2 separate regions of the Homo sapiens genome follow, and region 2 is linked to region 1. A link is a loop called in an ENCODE intact Hi-C map of the cell type or tissue named here. Cell type or tissue: sigmoid colon. All regions are shown on one strand. Each heading gives the region's core, and the rest is flanking DNA. Links, peaks and the distances in the headings are about the cores only.

Region 1 (5,388 bases), core at 103-5,102:
TGTGAAGAACGAGAAGCTTGGCCCCAGAGCCCTTGGCATTTTCCTGCCCCCCTCCCTCCCCTCCTCCTGGCCTGGGTTTGTCCCCCTGGGGCGTGGACCTCAGCCAGTTGTCAACTAATCCTTGCTAAGGTGTTAGGTGGCAAAGGCTCAAGGGTTATTAATCTTTGTAGGAGCTTTCCACATTAAACAAAGTTTTGTTATTAAATCAAAGGGCATTAAAAATTCACCACCATAGCATAAAAACAATTTCTTTGTGTCCTCTATAAATCCTTACCTTTAAAAGTGAGTTTAGTTATGATCATAATATATATGCAATATGTGGGACTTTTTCATAAAGAAGAACATTTTGCACATCTTCACATTTTTTAATGTCCCATTCTCACTCTCATAGTAGTTTGAAGGCAGCTTTTGCAGCATCTGTCCATTTCTTGATTTCTCCCCAGCATATCCAGCTGCCCTCCCTCTCTTCCTGCCTCCTGGCAATGAAGCGAGCCCCCAGGGCCATGGTGTAACTGTGACCCTGCCTCTACCTATGACTAACTCCTGCCACACTGAATAAACAGGAGTAGCACTAGATGCAAGATGAGTCAGAGTCTTTCTCCCCAAACTATGAAATTAAGGCCAGGAAAAGGACTTGTGTTGGTTTCTTTTTGGGTAGCTGAACCTGCAACATGTCAGCTTAGGAGTGGAGAAGTGGGTTTTCTCCAACAATGCTGTGGACCTAACAAGAGAAGAAGCTGAGAGAGGAGAATGAAGCAGATGTGCAGAGAAGGGCAGAGGTGACAGAACTTCCCTGAGGCCCAGGTATATTCCTGCTCTTGATTTCTGTGAGACACACCTGTATTTTTTGCTTAAGCCAGCTTTGTTTCATTTTTGTCACTTGCAAGCAAGAGTCCAAACTAATTATAAGAATAATAATATTAATGACATGGAACATTTGTGATGTATCAGATATTTACACACCGGGTATTTAATACCTTCAATCACCTAACGAGCTAACATAGAGATCCAGTAACCTTCTCAAGATAGTACCTCTTAATGAATTGTGGACTGGGATTTGAACCCTGATCTTGTCTGATTTTACAGTCTATGGTCTTAACTATTCCCTATGTGGACTCTCAAGGTAAGTGTGTCATCACAGAAGTGGGATGAATAGAGGGAAGAAACATCATGCCTTCCGAGAATAAATATAAAACACTCTCATTTCAGATGCCAGAAATAAGACATTTTGAGGCACAAGCCTCTTCCTGCTTAACCCCCGTCAAGTGACCCCATATAGACAGTACTGTTTTCCTTGTGTCTTGGCTTATGGATGTCCTTGCCTGGTGTTTGGTACCTCGGATGGGCCTACCCTTTCTCCAACAGCAAGGAAGACCTGTGTTGAGTCAGTTCTCTGCATACAAACATGTCTGCATGATCCAGCCGTGGTTTATTCATGATACATTTGTAAGAATTCTCCTCTTGCCATCAACTGTGCTCCTGGAACCACCTTTCATTGCTTCTAGTTGGTATATTCTTAAACATTTCAAACTAGTGGCAGTCACTCATGCATTTATTCACTATCTTTAACATGTTAGTTGACCACAGTCTATGGGCCTGTCTTAATCCCGGGAATACAGGACAAATCAAACAGCATGTCTGCCTCCTTAGAGATCACAGAGGCATTTGAAGACATTCCCTAATAACACCACACATTAACATCAGAGTAGAGGCACACACAGGCTGCCTTGGGAGCAAGGGAGGAGGAGTAGGGGTAGAGGGGTGATATGGGGTGTGTAAACTAACTCTATCTGTGGAAAAGGCTTAATGAACAACTAGACGTTGGAGGCTGTGAGCATTTGTACTAACCCAATCAACCTAAGTAAAGCAAATGCACAAGTTTTCGTCTGCTGTGATATTACGATAAATCATTTATCAGGAACAAAGGCTGAATTGCAGGGCTATGTCTCTCCATGTCTGTCTTCAAGGGCACCATGATTTTGGGAATTGATAGAATTGGTTACAAACCTTCATGTGTACTAAGAATTCCTAGCCAATCATCCAGGGATTTGCTTCAGCAGAGAGTTTTTGCGTGGAAGGACTGGTCTCACAGTTTCCCCCTAGGGCAGCACATCTCTTCAGAAATGCCAACCCAGTGGAGGGAAAGCAGCCCTGTGAGGATTCTCACATGCCCCTGGACATCTTCAAAGGTGGCAAACAGGAATCAAGAATTACGCAGAACTCATCTTCCTCTAGGATGGGTACACTGGAGCACAGTTGTAGCTGGAGTAGAAAGGCAGCTCAGGGAGGAGAATAAGTTTCAGGGAATTCAGACAAAACCAGCCCGTGGGGAATATTTTTAAATTCCAGGCAAATGATTGGATAGGAATACAATAAGCGTTCCTAGTGTAAAGGCTTTCCCTTCTCGATATTGATCTTGTGGCAACTCAGAAAGCTATTTGCAAGGAAATGGTCACTCTTTCCCTTTACATAACATTCATAAATGTGCAGCCAAATTCAATGTGTCATAGATGAAATTACCAACCCGCGTACCACCCGCCTGTCTCATGTGAGCTCGGTTTACGGTTCCAGTGTTCTCCAGCGAGCATCACAAATCCACATAATGTTCCGAGTGCTAAATTTGGAGCTCTGATGTAGCTGACAGATGTTTAAAATCACATTTAGTCGGACAACTCCCTGAGGAGGACACAGCTGCAGATGTGAAAGAGAGCAAGTTATTCCAGTTAAGGTCGGCGGGAACTCGGCCTGAAAACCTTCCGTCTCCATCCGCCTTCTTCAGACAGGAGGATATGGGCGAAGGAACTTTTTCATGCGGGGTCCGCCCACCTTCGGCCAAACCCTCCCTCACAAACCTCCATTTGAATTGTTGCCAAGATAAACATGGAGGCTGTATCTTGGGCAGAGTGTAGGGTGCTACACTTAGCCTTAATTGAGTACGAAAGAGGCTGCTTGCTTTTTAAAAACAGGCACAAAGCCACATTTTGGAGCCTGCTTTGCCCCTCTGGTGGCATCTTAGTCCCGAAAATGAATATGATTCTGGAATTTTGCTCTTCATGATCAGTTATTCAAACGTCAACCATTCTGGATGGGTTGAAGGGCCATTCACCCTCCCTCACTCCTCTGACATCTCGAATAGTTCCTCCTTCGTTTTTTAAAAACAACAAAATTAAAATTATCCTAAAATCTTTGCAAGATCACATATTTTAGGCTTGTTTCAAGACTCAGACTAAAATGGATTTGTTTAAAAAAATGGTCTGTGTATTTGATGTGGGAGACTAGTGACCTTTGGTGTGTTGTGCCAAAAAAAAAAAAATGTTTGATGTCTAAAATTTCCCTACTGAGCTTGTATTGTTTCTGGTCTCTTTCTGTGATTTTTCCATCCTCCATCATTCCCCACGTTCAAAATCAGTTCTTTATTTACTCAACGGAGGTTTTGACATAGTTATGAGCTCATCCTGATGGCAGCCTCAAATCAATGCAAATCACATTACGATGTCAAAATTGATGTGATGTGAGTGTAAGTTAAATGATTGTAAAACAATTTTAGGACAGAGACCAAGAGAGACTCTTACCATGTCAGGAGAATGGTAGGAAGGGATTAATGGGAGAACTCTGCCAGATTCATATCAGGACAATATAGCGTGCACACTATATTGGCTTTACTCCCAATTTAAAGTTCTTATAAAGGCATCCTTAGAGACCACAAAATACCCTCAGAGGAGGTTGATGGGCAGCTGGCTAGGGTGATAGAGTGGGTTTGGCTCACAATGTTTTAGGCACTGAGATGAGCAGATAGTATGTTAAGTGAATGACAACTGGGAACAAACCAAACTCAGTCAGTGCCGATGAATCCCTAGAGCCTAGTTTCTAAATGGTCAGGCTGGGAGACCTATAGCTAGGAAAGGAGATTCAGTAATGGGGTAAACAGGGGAAGAGAAATAGACTCTAGGGCCAGTGAGAAAATCTCAGGTGGATTCCTGTGCTAAAAGTAAAAAATCACACTTCCTAACTCCTTGGACTTCAGGACTCAGTCTACGATATTATCTTCAATTCATGGACTTTCACAGTCTGGAGTGGAACATTATACACCAATCCATGACTATAAATGACTTTGGGAGGGTGGAATTGGAAGAAGAAAGGGGAAGCGCATTAACATTAGAAGCAAATCTGTACTGTGTGGTTTGTTGTAATGCTTTTTCCTTTACTTAAAAAAAAATCCATTGAAATTAATTGAATGACATGTGCATAAACACACACCCTTTCCCCCACAAGAAATTTTACTGGATAAAGTTCAGGAAACTCTATAATTGACTAGCAAGTCCTTTGACCTCTGTGGGTGCCAGTTTCCTCGTCTCTGAGAAATCACAGTATTTCTGGGAGAATAAAATGCAATAGATAAGGATAGAGTTTTGAGAAGCTGAAAGGGGGGTTAGAGGGCAAAATGTTACTGCAATTATACAGGGCATAAAGGGTACTTTATAAATATTGTGACTGACGGTGACATTGGTGCAAATTCCTGTAAGAGATTCTTTTAGTCATATATTTCTCAAGGACTTTGGGCACTAAAGATAAATGTTCAGAATTATGTATTCTGGATCCTATTAAATAAAATCTAATTTGACTTGTGGACAGAGAAGTCTTTGGAGTCCGTTTTGAACCCTAACTCCACAACTCACTTGCTCTGATACATGTGGGCAGATTAGTTAATTTCTCTTAGCTTTAGTTTTCCAAGACTATAAAAAGAGGATTAATATTACCTTCCCCCTAGGACTGTTGTGGGAAATATGTGAGACAATGCATATAAACTGTCTAATCATGGCTGCTCCCATCACTGGGAGATCTCCATGCAAAGTGCAATCATTATTTGATGGTAACAAACATTCCTTCTTCTCTTTTACCAACAGAGAAACTGAAATAATGAGAAAAGTAATAAGTTGCAGCCACAGGATGAGATAAGGCAGTAGTTGGGAATAAACCCCAGGCCTAAAAGCTGCCATCAGGTCATAGTAGGAACTGTTTGATTATTTTCTGCAGAGGAACTCTTACCTTAGGAGTTTTAGGAACTACATCCACTCTTCTGATGTCTGGGTATTGGAAAAGACAGGGTCATTCCTTCACCAGAGACCTAGGGTGCTCTGCTGCTGTGATTGTGAAAATGTGGGGCAACAAAGTGCAGTCTTTAATGCTCTGTTACTGGCGAGCTCAAATCCCTGAAGCTAAAGAGCATTCCGGATGCCCTGGATTTCCCTCACATTCACTTTGTGTGGAGACTTAAATCATTCTGTAATTCTAAATACTGTGGGAACAGTAGCAAATGCTATCACACACTGGTTACTTTCTACTTATCATTATTTAAATGATCACCAACAAAGACACTGGTTTAGAAAA
Region 2 (5,388 bases), core at 284-5,283, 89 kb after region 1:
AGACAGTCTAGGTAGAGAACAGAATAGACAAAGGTCTCGAGGTGGAAAAAAGTATGGGAGGAAAGAGAGGTGTGACTGGAGAGCTAAGGAGTGAGGAGATAGTGAGATCAGGGGTTGGCAAACTATGGGCTTCAGGCCAAATCTGGCCTGCCACTTGTGTTTGTAAATAAAGTTTTATTAGAACACAGCCACGCCCATTCTTTTATATGTCTATTGCTTGGGTTACATCAGTAGATTTGAGTAGCTGCAACAGACTGTATGGCTTGCAAAGTCTAAAGTATCTGGCCTTTATAAAACATCTGCTGACCCCTGTACTAGATCATTCAGGACCTTGCCAGCCATGTTAAGGATGTGAGATTTAATCTCATGTGCAAAGGGAAGGCATTAAAGGGCTTTGAACAGGAAAGTGAGTGGCATGAACAGATGTGTGCTCTAAGAAAACCATTCTGGTTATTTGAAGAATGAACTGGAAAGGGGCAAGGATGGAAAAGCCAGTTAAAATAAGACAGTGTCTTGACAGTGACAGTGACGATGAAGAGAAGTGAATTCAAAGTCTATTTTTGAAAAAAATATCAATACGATTTGGTTTCAGATTGCATATTGTGGTGCAGGAGTGGAAAATATCAAGGATGATTTCGGATTTTTGCCCAAAAAAGCTAGGAGATTGGTGGCTCCATTTTCAAAAATGGGAAAGATGGGGGAGGAAAAAGTTCAGAATAATGAAAGTAGGCAATCAAGAGCCAGTGATGAACGTAAGTTTGATCTTAACATATATATATATTTTCCAAAAACAACAAAAAAGGAGTAAAACAACTCTCAAAAATATATTCTGAATTCTACTTTCTGTCCAGGGCTGGGATAATTTTCCTCTATTTTCCTTGTATTCGTTCCTTTAAAAATTCCATAGATTCTGTCCATTCAAAGAAAAGGCCACATTTAGTGAGACTGCATATATTTCAGGATCTGTTTGGGAGAAGATTTTCTTTGGCCGACACCTCCCAAGCTTCATGAAAACATCTATTTATCCTGGGACACAAGGAGATTTTCAGTCTGTTGCAGCTTTTATTTGCACTGCCAAAAGGAAAAACGAAAGGGTTTCAATAGTCCTTTAATTGAAACGTCCCTGGAGCAGAGGATTTGTCCTAACTCACATTTGGTTTTCCAGGCTCTCACTGGAGTTCTCCTTCCACAATGCCTAAAAAAGCCCTGGTTTTCTATGATGACAGTCCACTAAAATGCTCCACTTTCCCAATACTCACCAGCAGTATGCAGCCACCCCTTATTATACATTGTTATTTTGGCCTACTCAGCATTATGCCCTCTATGAAATTTTGTGTTAAGTGGTATTATGATTGGACTATTTTCCTGAATTGGGCAAGGTTTTCCCCTTGAGCCAGCATACTGGTTTGCCTCTAAGGATATCACTTTATCACTGCAGTTGCATAATTGGGTTCAGCTTTAGATTTGTAGCTGCTCAAATGAGCAAAATACATCTCAGGGCTGGGGGATTTGACCTAAAGCTTTGCTGTCATCCATTTGGTTTAGTAAAGAGAAGTTTTTGCCTTGACATTATAAAATGCTGAATTTGAAAAATTGAGACTAAGCAGATGGTGAAATTTTTATTTATGATAGTGTCAAAATATTCCTGGCTCCTTTTGTGGAGGAAATCTACTGGTTTACTGTGGACATTCTTATCTTCTTTCCTAATAAGACAAATGGAGTTACTCTTCCTGTTATATTTTGACAGGAAAAACAACGATTGGATCTGGGTATTTTGGCAAAAGCTCTTAAATCAGAGGGACTATAATCTTTATGATATTGTTAGCCACTCCCGAGAAACTACTATTATGAATACAGTAAACAAATAGGCATTTTATTTTTAATAAAAAAGAGTGAATTAGGTTCAACTGACCTCAAGGTTCTAAAGTGCCTTTCCTGACTCTGTTAAATAATGTAAGGATATATAACAACAGCAAGAATTCACTTGCTATATTTATAATAGAAATCTATTTTAGTGAGGAAAACTATATTTTAAATTCAAGGATGCTTCATTTTTTACAAACATGAATTTGGAATATTTTATACTAAAGAATTCCCCTAGTCCCACAGATCAGTTATAAATATTAATGGAATTTCAAGAGATTCTTTTCTGATTCCAGTGCTTAATATTCATTCATATTATGCAGGGAATTCAATGTCCTGTACAGTACATATGGATTCTTCTCATTATATAAATGAGCACATATATGGAATCTGTAGGGGCAATGACAATTAAAAATAGCAGGGCCCACATACGATTTTAGAGGGCATATAAAAGCCTTCTCAGCTCACTTAATAACAAGAAATTTACTGGTAATAAACCAAAGGACTCTTTAGGCTCAATTTACTCAATAATGTCACATCTGGGCAAAAAGATGGATTGGTGATTCTGAACAGAGTTAAAAATGCTAACTGATATAAAGTATTTATGAAACGCAATGAAGTGATTTCCTGTGGTGAGATTCTGCAGTCAGACTTCGAAACCTGCTCTTGAATTAGTCTCAGCTCTTTGATTTGCTAACGATTTACTTCACAGTGCTTAGTCTTCTCAGACTATTTGTAGTGTAAATTTTTTTTGGAAAAATTCTTATTCAAAAAATGATTTGACATCCCATAAAAAGAACTGCATCTAACTTCATGTTCTCTGAGTTTAATAACTTATTCAGGTAATAAGATATTGTTTAGCCTTCCTAATGTGTAAGTATAAGTATTATTTTTAACAAAGGGTGATTTTTAACTAAACCTGCACTATTAGTGTGTCATTCTCTCTTCTGTCTCTCAAAATAAAAATTTATATAACTAATGGACCAAAACCATAAAATAATTTGTATGTGACAACAATTATAAAGTTGGCATTTACTATGCACCTATGTGCCAGGCATGATATTAGAAGTTTTGGATATACTATCTCATTCAATCTTTATAACATTTCTGGGAGCCATTATAGTTACAGTTCAGGTAAGTAAGTGAAGCTCAGAGAGATTAAGAAGATTAATCATGATCACAGAGCTATTAGGTTGAATCACATGAAAATGCTGATATTGGACCATTTTTAATCTATAAAGACAGCAATATCATATGCTTCAACCTAATTCTAAGTGCTGAGTTACAGTATGAAAATAGGTCTGTGTGATTCAGAAGTCCATTGCAGTATATTAGATAATACTGGTTATTTTTTACCACTCATAATAATAAAAACCAAATCATGAATTATACAATAAAGAATTAATCACTCACCAAGTTGGGTTAATATGAACTCATCATTTATGGCAAGATTCCAATGCAAGATAGCATTTCATTTTAATATCATTCTGATATAAAAAGAGAGATAATTGCTAAACTGTGGCAGAGAAATGGCACATTTACAGAGCTTATCATATATTTTCTAAGTTAAATATCTCAGCTGGAGCACAGTTGTTCTTTAACAAACTATTAAAAAGAAATATCCTTCACAAAGAGAACAGTGGGATTCTTTGAAGTGTAACCTTGGAAATCACGGTTTGTGTTACGGGGCATCATTCAAAGCAGATGTATACTCCTCAGAGACCACAGTAAAACTGTTGCTAAGAATACTTGTTTCTCCTTTTCAGGTTTTACTGACAATACTATATAGTCAAGTATTCCCAGTGTTCTAGGCATGGTACAGAACATCCAAAAAGAGGCTTCTAATCATTCTAATTGCGAAGAACTCACATATGCTTTTCAGTGGCTTTCAGATTCAGCAATTAAACGAAGAGCTTATTCATTTTATGTGATTTAAAGGGTAGTGGTAACAGACATCTAGACTGTTTTAGAGATAAACAATTTGCTGACTAGCCATTACTTTTCCTTGCTTGCTAAGTGGGTGACCAGTGCTGAAGTATTAATTCTCAATGTTATTTCAGGAGCAGGGAAGGGCATTTCAGAGTTGCAAAAAGGACTACTGGCTCAGCAAATATTTATCAAGCACTGAATACACATTCCTATTATGCCGTGATGTTAGTGTCTCTTATTTTCAATCTTGATCAAGATAAGAAGTATCAACAGATGTGTCACATGTGTGATGGATTGTGGCATGTATTCCCACTAATGGAGAAAGCTTCTAATTTTGGAGAAAGCAGCAGGCTCTGCAGTCAGAGCGTATTACTTCTTTAGCCCATGAGACATTTAGACTGATCTGAAGAGGAATTCTTGACAGTGAGGAAAGTGGTGAAATCTTTTCTGAGGGAGCTCTAGGCAAAGGAATGATCCCATCTCTTTGGGATAATGTTGTCATGGTCCCAGATAAAAATGGACCACAATGAAGACTTGTCAAATTCTTATCCAGCTCAAGTCTTTACTGTTTCCCAGGACCTGAGGCTCACAAGCAGTCTGTGATTTACGCAGTTTTATGATACTGTTCTCAACTTGCAAAGGTTTTGAGATGCCTCCAGAATGATGAAAACCAGGCACTTATCTGGGAAGCAGAGCAGCTCACATTATTTTGAGCCCTGGGCTTACGACCCAGAGTGTTGACAGCTTCACTTCAGACCACAGTAAGGACTTAACTTCAAGATCCTTCAAAACAGCTCAGTCCCACAGACAGCCTTTTTCCAGGTTCCCTCTCTGAACAGATTGACATGGTGCAGGTATTATGGAAACAGCAAGCTGAGCTTTCTATATTTGAGATTCAGAGTATGAAGAGCTCTGTTTTAATTCAAAATAAGGTTATCAAATAGATGTCGATATTGCCATTTAGGCAGCAGACTAAATTTCTGCAAAGGAACCAACCTAAAGAAACCATAACGTTCCTATCTAAGTTCATCCTAGATATTCCAAAAAGTGTCTGGGCTATCTTAATTTAAACACCAACCCCCCCCAATAAAAAAGCAATGATGGATATAAAGCAACTGCTCACACCAGAACCATACTGAGGTTGTAGAGAGTTGTGGGAGGGCCACAAAGTAAACTAAACAGCAAACAAGTTTAAAATCTACATATTAATCCCTCTGGTCAAGCTGGAACTTCCACCACCTGGTTTTCTTTTCGCCCTTTCTTTGTTCCTTCCCCTCCCCCATTGCCTCAGGATATCTGAAATTTTCTCCTCAATTAGGCAGAGTAATTTAGCTCTCTCTCCTCCCATTTTCAAACTAGCATCTTATCTTTATAAATGCTCCCCAGAAGAAAGAATAATCCTATTAAAAGGACTGTAATTATAATAGCAAAAGTAAGTTGCTATTATATTTAATACAGCAGTTTTTTCACTACAGAATAGTTTGTTACACACTTATTACTTGACCTTTGTTAGTGGGGAGGTCTGAAAGACTGCGCCAGTTCCCACCTGTGACCCTTGCTGGTTTTCCCTCTGTCTTTACATTGGCCATCCCTATC

The links. A loop is a pair of places that touch in the nucleus more often than their neighbours do. Peaks named below come from ENCODE experiments on the same cell type or tissue, not always from the same donor. Only the 100,000 strongest peaks of a DNase experiment are listed, where the experiment ranks them.
Region 2: it touches region 1 in a loop (1.9-fold over the local background); 2 of 110 quality-filtered maps call a loop at or near these places.

What each region holds. Positions count from the first base shown.
Region 1 is chr10:88,253,744-88,259,131 of GRCh38, forward strand. The region is part of intron 1 of LOC101929727 (a long non-coding RNA gene); the gene reads left to right. It also overlaps a transcript of RNLS not described here and the pseudogene VN1R55P. Among named protein-coding and RNA genes, the nearest start is that of RNLS, 330 kb to the right of the region's middle. In sigmoid colon, for the core only: no CTCF peak of the experiment used is centred there; DNase peaks (open chromatin) are centred at 497 and 2,668; H3K27ac peaks cover 382 bases.
Region 2 is chr10:88,342,738-88,348,125 of GRCh38, forward strand. The region is part of intron 5 of RNLS (renalase, FAD dependent amine oxidase); the gene reads right to left. All of the region lies in intron 1 of LOC101929727 (a long non-coding RNA gene), which reads left to right. Among named protein-coding and RNA genes, the nearest start is that of RNLS, 240 kb to the right of the region's middle. RefSeq lists an enhancer at 4,788-5,388. In sigmoid colon, for the core only: no CTCF peak of the experiment used is centred there; no DNase peak of the experiment used is centred there.